Linked DNA regions of Mus musculus: region 2 is linked to region 1. The links are chromatin contacts, found by Hi-C or POLR2A ChIA-PET in ENCODE. All regions are on one chromosome and are shown on one strand. Each heading gives the region's core, a stretch centred on a gene start or an enhancer-like site at or near the end of the contact. The rest is flanking DNA. Distances are from core to core; before and after follow the strand shown.

Evidence for each region. Hi-C counts contacts between places; a loop is a spot of excess contacts on that map. ChIA-PET counts read pairs that join two places held with the same protein, here RNA polymerase II (POLR2A).
Region 2: a loop to region 1 is called in a map of heart, with 2.4 times the contacts of the local background. The contact joins the promoter of Prr14 here to the promoter of Maz in region 1. A Hi-C loop is called at or near these places in 1 of 37 maps with a recorded cell type or tissue (heart). POLR2A ChIA-PET finds 5 or more read pairs at or near these places in 1 of 5 experiments (embryonic stem cell).

Annotation. Positions count from the first base shown.
Region 1 is chr7:127,024,526-127,027,780 of GRCm38, forward strand. Maz (MYC-associated zinc finger protein (purine-binding transcription factor)) reads right to left here and starts at 1,954. Exons shown (of 5, transcript NM_010772.1): 1 at 1,703-1,954; 2 at 779-1,629; 3 at 351-414; 4 at 1-90. The coding sequence starts at 1,894. It overlaps Kif22 (kinesin family member 22), which reads right to left. Exons shown (of 14, transcript NM_145588.1): 14 at 3,206-3,255.
Region 2 is chr7:127,469,925-127,473,196 of GRCm38, forward strand. Prr14 (proline rich 14) reads left to right here and starts at 1,690. Exons shown (of 11, transcript NM_145589.2): 1 at 1,690-2,053; 2 at 2,174-2,342. The coding sequence starts at 2,031.

The sequences.
Region 1 (3,255 bases), core at 704-3,203:
CTTGCCACAGACATGACATGGCACCTTCTCCTCGTGTCGGACTGTGTGCGCTCGGAGGCGATCCTTCGTAGCAAAAGCTGCCTCACATTTCTGGGGGAGGGTGTGGGGTCACAGGAGAGTTAAAGCTTCGGGGAGTAGAGAGAAGGGAGCAAGATAAGGGGATCAGAGTCTCGGGGGTCTTTGATCTGTAGGAAATGGGCGTGAGATGACCAGGCCTTGAAGGAGAAATGTGAAAATGGAGTGAAGAGGCAAAAAGAGAGAGAAAAAGGGGGTCTGAGAGGCTGAACCCACACAGCTACAATGAGGATCAAAATCATGAAAACCAGGACAGGAGGAAGCTGGCTTCCTACCTCACATTTGAAGGGCCGCTCTGTTGAGTGCACTTGTCTGACGTGACTGTTGAGGTGATCCGGCCTAGGGATATGTTGAGGTGGGAGGGGGTGTGTGTTAGGGCTTAGGCTCCAAGGTAAGGTGTGCCTCAAATCTACCTAGGTTCCTCCAAAATGCCTCTGCAAAGGTCCCAGCGTTTCCCCCTCAGCTTCAGTCCTCAGGCAGGAAAGCCCTCAAACCAAGATTCCTCTTCTGCCCAGAGGCTGCTTTCCTTCAGCCCAGAGACCCACCTCTTCTAAAGTACCACCCCCTGTTCCTAGCAACTTCCCTCCTCCCTGGGAGTGGTTCCTGTCCCCAGGAACGGGAGCCGCCTCCCCACCAGCCAAAGACAGGCCACCTTGTTGCCCTCCCCCCCACCGGCCTAGTGGGCAGCGAGGCCCCTGCACACCGGGAGAAGCTCTTGCCACAGTGGGAGCAGTTGTAGGGCTTGTGCACAGCGCCGTCATGTGAGCGCACGTGGTAACTCATGCGGTCCTTGCGCTTGAAGCGCTGCTGGCACACAGGGCACTGGTAGGGCTTCTCGTCCGAATGCGACAGCTTATGTCGGTTCAGGTGGTAGACGTCGCGGAAGGCCTTGCCGCACATCTCGCAGGCGTGATTCTTCCGGATGCGCTTCCCAGAGGCAGTCGTGGTCACAACGCCACCGGCCGCCACCGCGGCTGTGCCGCCGCCAGCCCCGGCTTCTCCCCCACCCCCGCTGGCCCCGCTCAGCTGGGGGACACTCAAGAGGCTCAGGGGCACCATGGTGGGCATCTTCATAGCACCCGAAGGGACCCGGCCAGCCTTGGCTCCCGTGTGGATGGCTTCGTGCCTTCGGAGGTTGTAGCCGTTCTTGAACTCCTTGGCGCACAGGGCGCAAATGTAGGGCCCCTTGCTCTTTGTCTTCTTCTCCAAGACAGATGCAACTGGGGCCACGGCGACCGTCGAGGTTGGGGCGACGACAGCGGTGGCAGCCGCTGCTGCGATAGTGGCGGCCGCGGCGGGGGGCGCGGCCTCGGCGGCTGGTGCGGAGACGGCAGGGGGTGGCGGAGGAGGCGCCGGAGGCTGCTTCAGGGCCGCTGTGTCCACTGTGGAGGCGGCGGCAGGGGCCGGGGGTGCAGTAACCACTGCAGCGGCAGCCGCCGCAGCAGCCGCCGCCGCCGCGGCTGATTCCTGCGCGGCGGCGAGAACCGGGAGCAAGTCCACTTGGAGGGGCTCGGCCGCCGGGGCCTGGGGCGTGGGTGGGGGCGCCGGCGCGGCCTGCGGAGACAAGGCGCCGTGTGGGCCGCGGTCGCTGGTCGGCGCCTGCCCGCCCGGCCCGGCCCCTACTCACCTGGAATGGACTCTGGGCGCAGCCCTGGGAGGCAAAGAAGCGGGACTGGAGCTCAGCCCCGACCTGCAGGGGGTTCTGGGCGTGACCCTGAGGTGGCGGGAAGGAGTTCATGAGGCCGCCCACCCCCCGGGAGTCCAGGCCCAGCACGGGGAAGGGGGGGGCCAGCAGCGTGCAAGGGAACACGGGGAACATGGCCTCGGCCACAGTGGGGGCCCCCGGAGCTCAGCGGGAGCCGGGGGCACGGGCCGCGCGGGGCCCGGGCTCGGGGCGCCGCCCCCGGCCGGCCGGGTTGGGCCGAGCCGAACGCATGGCCCGAGGGCCGCCCCGCCGCCCGCGCACCCCGGCCGGCGGGAGGGAGGGAAGGAGGGCGTCTTGTGGGGCGCGGAGCGCGGCGGCGGCGGCGACGCCCCCTGGGTGGGGGCGAGAGGCCCCGCGGGGCCGAGGGCCGGGGCCGGGGGCGGGGGGCCCGGGCGGCGGCGGCGGCGGTGGTGGCGGCGGTTGGAGCCTGGCGGGGCGGGGTGGGGGGAGCGAGGGAGCAGCTTCGGCCCCCGCCGCGCGCGCGCGCCCAGCCGGCGCCTCGGGGAGGGCGGGGGAGGGCGCGAGGGAGGGAGGGGGACAGCTGCGCGCGCACCGGGCGCGCGGAGGGGGTGTGGGACAGGAGGGAGGGCGGGCAGGAGGGGGTGTGGGAGGGGGGGCAGGGGCGGGGGGGGCGGGGGTTGTTACCTGGAAGATGAAGCTGCTCCAGTTGCTGGGATCCATGGCGGAGGGAGGAGGGAGGTGGCTCGCGCTCACCCTGGGGCGGGAGGAGGCAGCTGTGGGGGAGGGGGACCCAAGGAGGAGGCGCGCAAGGAGGGAGGGGGGAGGAGGGTGGGGGAGCGGCGCACACTGCGCGCCGGAGGGCGGGCGGGGGGCGCGAGGACACACAAGAGGCTGGAGCGGGCGCGAGCGCGAGTGCGCGCGGGGCCAGCGGGAGGGGGAGGGACAGGAGGGACTCTAGAGGGCGGAGGGACTGGGGAGCCACCCAGCAGCCCCGGTCGCCCCGAGCGCGAGACCCCCAAGACGGTTGCTGATTGGCTGGCGATGGTGCAGGTGGTGGGCGCGCGGGAGACTAGGCGGCTTCTCTTCCCCCACTTGAACGATTCCACCCCCCACTTCCCTCCGCCAGCGGCCGTTATTTCGCGCGCACGCGCACATAACAGGGACGTCGTTGCTGAGCGGGAGAGTGGGGAGCGCGCCGAGGGAGTTACAGCGGGGCGGGGCTAGCTTGGAGCGCGTGCCCGCTTAACGGTCGGTCGCTGTGCTTAAGCTTTCGCGTCAGCTTTTTGATTCTTCTAGGCCACCGTCCCCTCCCCATTCCAGTGGTTTATTTACAATCTTGGCCTAGTTTGGGGGTTTCCCAAAGATGGCGCCTACATGGGTGTCCTGCAGAGCTTGATCCTGACCCCCAGGGTAGTTATGGACTCTGACCCCAGCCCTGTCATCCTCAAAAACCAGGCTCAACCATGGAATAAAAACTGTATTTACACAACACGTCACTATACAAGGATTTTTAA
Region 2 (3,272 bases), core at 440-2,939, 450 kb after region 1:
AGGCAGTGGTGGTGCATGCCTTTGGTCCCAGCACTTGGGAGGCAGAGGCAGGTGGATTTCTGAGTTTGAGGCCAGCCTGGTCTACAGAGTTAGTTCCAGGACAGCCAGGGCTACACAGAGAAACCCTGTCTCCAAAACCAAACAAAAACAAAAAGATCAATTGAGGAAGACACCTAACAATGGTTTCTGACCTCCACATACCAACACACACACTGAGACACAGAACAGCTAATTCTTGGGGAGTTAGGAGCTTTGGTTAGGTGGTAAAGGCGCATTCATAGTGCAAGATGCCAGTAAATGACCACTTCTTCCCCACCAGTAGTCCAGCTCCTAACAAAAGGTCCTTTGGAGCAGGCTCTCCAGCATTAGGATCGACTGCTTATCTCTTATTCCAAAAGACTACCTGACACCCTGCAGAGGACAGGCTCCTCTTCCAAGAGTTACTTCTGCCAGCCCAGAACAGGAAGGACAATGAACCGGCTCCACCAAGCAACCCCAGGTTGGTTATATTAGTCGCCTTCTGAGTGGCCTGCAGACACTACCTAGGAAGAAAGGAGGGGGGGGGGGGAGGAGAGAGAGAAATGCTAGTGAATGAAGCTCACCGCACCCAGCCTTCTCCCCACTTAGGCTGTTCCTGGTCTCTCCAGAAACTGAATTGGAAGCTAGAGGCCACATCAGGCCTACTCTTTAACTTGGGATCTTCAGGTTTTCCGTCCCGCCGTCCCGACTTCCGGAACTTCAATCCTAAGGAACTTAAACCTAAGAAAATGGGAAATTCCCAAATCCTTAACATTTAATCGATATTCACCGGCGTTAAGAACAAGAAAAATTACGTTAGGTGGAGAAACTTTAGCTTTCCTACACTTGTCCAAATATAACAAGAAACGTGATATAGTAGTTGGTCGCTGACCAGCCTTTGAAAAATGACGCTTTTCGGTCGACTAGTGCTAAAATCAGACTGCCCTCAATTAAAATGGCGGTGCAGGCACAATTGAGCTTCTTTGCCCCTACGTATTATGGCGGGCAGGAGATTTCACGCAGTTTCTCCTAACCCCGGAAGACCGGAACCGGCAATTGGGCGGTGCTTAAGACACACAGAAGAAGGCCTCTGACGGTTGGACAGCGCTGCATAAGGCAGGCTTTAAAGAAGCCGGAGGTGGGAGCTGTTTGAAACCCGGATCCTTGGAAAGCTGCGGTGAGAGGCGTAGGGGAGGGGTGGGAGTGGGGGGGACCGGGCTGGAGAGAGGGCCGGGAGGCGGGGGGAGAAGAAAACGTTTGAGCCAACTGGTCCGGGGCGCCCGAGAACGCGGGGCGGGGATCCAAGTAGGGCGGGGGCTTGGGGTGGGATGTTACCGGTGGGCTGGACCTTCTGGGATTGGAGTGAATGGTCTACCGGTTGGTTTGACAGTTTATAACCCAGAATCCGGACTGAGTTCAGTGATGAGTTTAGGCCTCCCCCAAGGGGAACTTCGTTAAGCTGAAGCTCTCAGTGGGAGGAGGCAAGTTGCGCGGCTTCTGATTGGAAGAACCGCGCAGTAGGATTCTTTCCACAGAGATCCAATTTAGGCGATCTGGTAGGAGGGAGGGCTGTTACTAAGTGGAGTAATTCTTTTGGAGCTCTTGCTTGGTGGGGCGAGGACCACAGAGGAATCTAGCGGAAACGGAAGCCTCTCGGGACCGGGATCCCACCGGATCCCAGAGAACCTCAGGGAGGCATCTAACAGGGACAAAGGTCCCAGGAGGCTCGAGCGGTGGGAGAGCTGTAACCTCCGCAATCCAGTCTCGCGGCAGGTGCCAGGCAGGGCCCGAGTGATCAAGGCGGCTGCAGCGGGAAGACCCGGCTCCGAGAGGCCGGCCGGGGGCGCCCTTTGGAGGAAGGGCCTGTGCCCTACCGGGAGCCGCAGGCGGACTATGAAGGGCGGAGTCCCGGGGGAGGAACTGGCCCTCATTCCCCACTCCCCCGCTCCCCAATTTACCCCAGGCCTCAGCCTGGGATACCCCAGGGACTCCCCGGAACCGCCGCTTCCCCCATGGACTTGCCTGGGAACTCCAGGTGAGAGCGTACCCCGCCCGCCTGACTTGAGCTCGGGAGACGGGGATGCTGACGGCTGCACCCGACTACAACAGAGGCAACAACAGGTTCAGGCAACTGTCTTCTACTTTCACCCTCCAGCCCTTTTACACAGCCAAGCCTGTGCCGTCAGCCTCTATCTCGAGCATCATGGGAAGCCAGGAGCCCGAAAAGACCGAGGCTGCAGCCTTTGGGGACCCCTTCATCCCTAGAAAAGGCCTCTCGGAGGGTCCTTGCCGTGGTGTTGGAAGATGTCATGACTACAAACAGGGTGAGCCCTTTAAGTGAAAGACCACTCCCTCTTCCCTATCCTCCATCCCCGCCCTGGCTTAGTACTAAAGTCAGACCAGTTCCACTAAGCCAGCCTTCAAAGCAGCCTCCATAATGCAAGACCATATGGTTTTGGGTAATTCATGTGCCTGTCCAGTCACCCACTCACCCAACCACATCCTACTAAGTATGAAAAACTCTTCTGACTGCCCTGTTATCGCTATCCTTTGCTACTTGGTGGGTTCTTCCATCCTCCCAACCCCCTAACACTAGTTAAGAAAGAAAAAGAATAGAGAGGAAAGAGATCTCCGAATAAAGGCAAGGGAGGGAATGGGGCGATGGTAGGCTACTTTCTGCTGATTAGGGGTGTCGAGTTCCTTGGGGCAGGTTTGATCTTCGCCATCAGGATATCTACTTTCTTCTTGTGAATAATAACAAACATCCAATCAATAACCAACCCATTCCTTGGGGGCCTTAACATGAAAAGTCCCCAGAATTCCAAAAGTCATACAATTGCAGAACCTGTCTGTAGCTGGCAAAATTATGCCCCTGCTGGAGGCAAATCTTAGTAAGTTGCTATGGACAATCTAAAGCAGTCCCATATCCCACACCTGGGAGTAAAACAAAAACATGATATTTTCGTGCTTTTTAAAAAAGAAACCAAAGCCGGGCAGTGGTGGTGCAAGCCTTTAATCCCAGCACTTGGGAGGCAGAGGCAGGCAGATCTCTGAGTTCGAGGCCAGCCTGGTCTACAGAGTGAGTTCCAGGACAGCCAGAGCTACACAGAGAATCCCTGTCTCAGAAAACAAACAAACAACCCCCCCCCAAAAAAAAAACCCAAAAAAAGAAAGAAAGAAAAAAAAAACCCAAAAATCCAAAATTGTCACTTCTCTGTTCTCTTGTTCGGAAGCATGCTGGTAGTGTCTTTGGC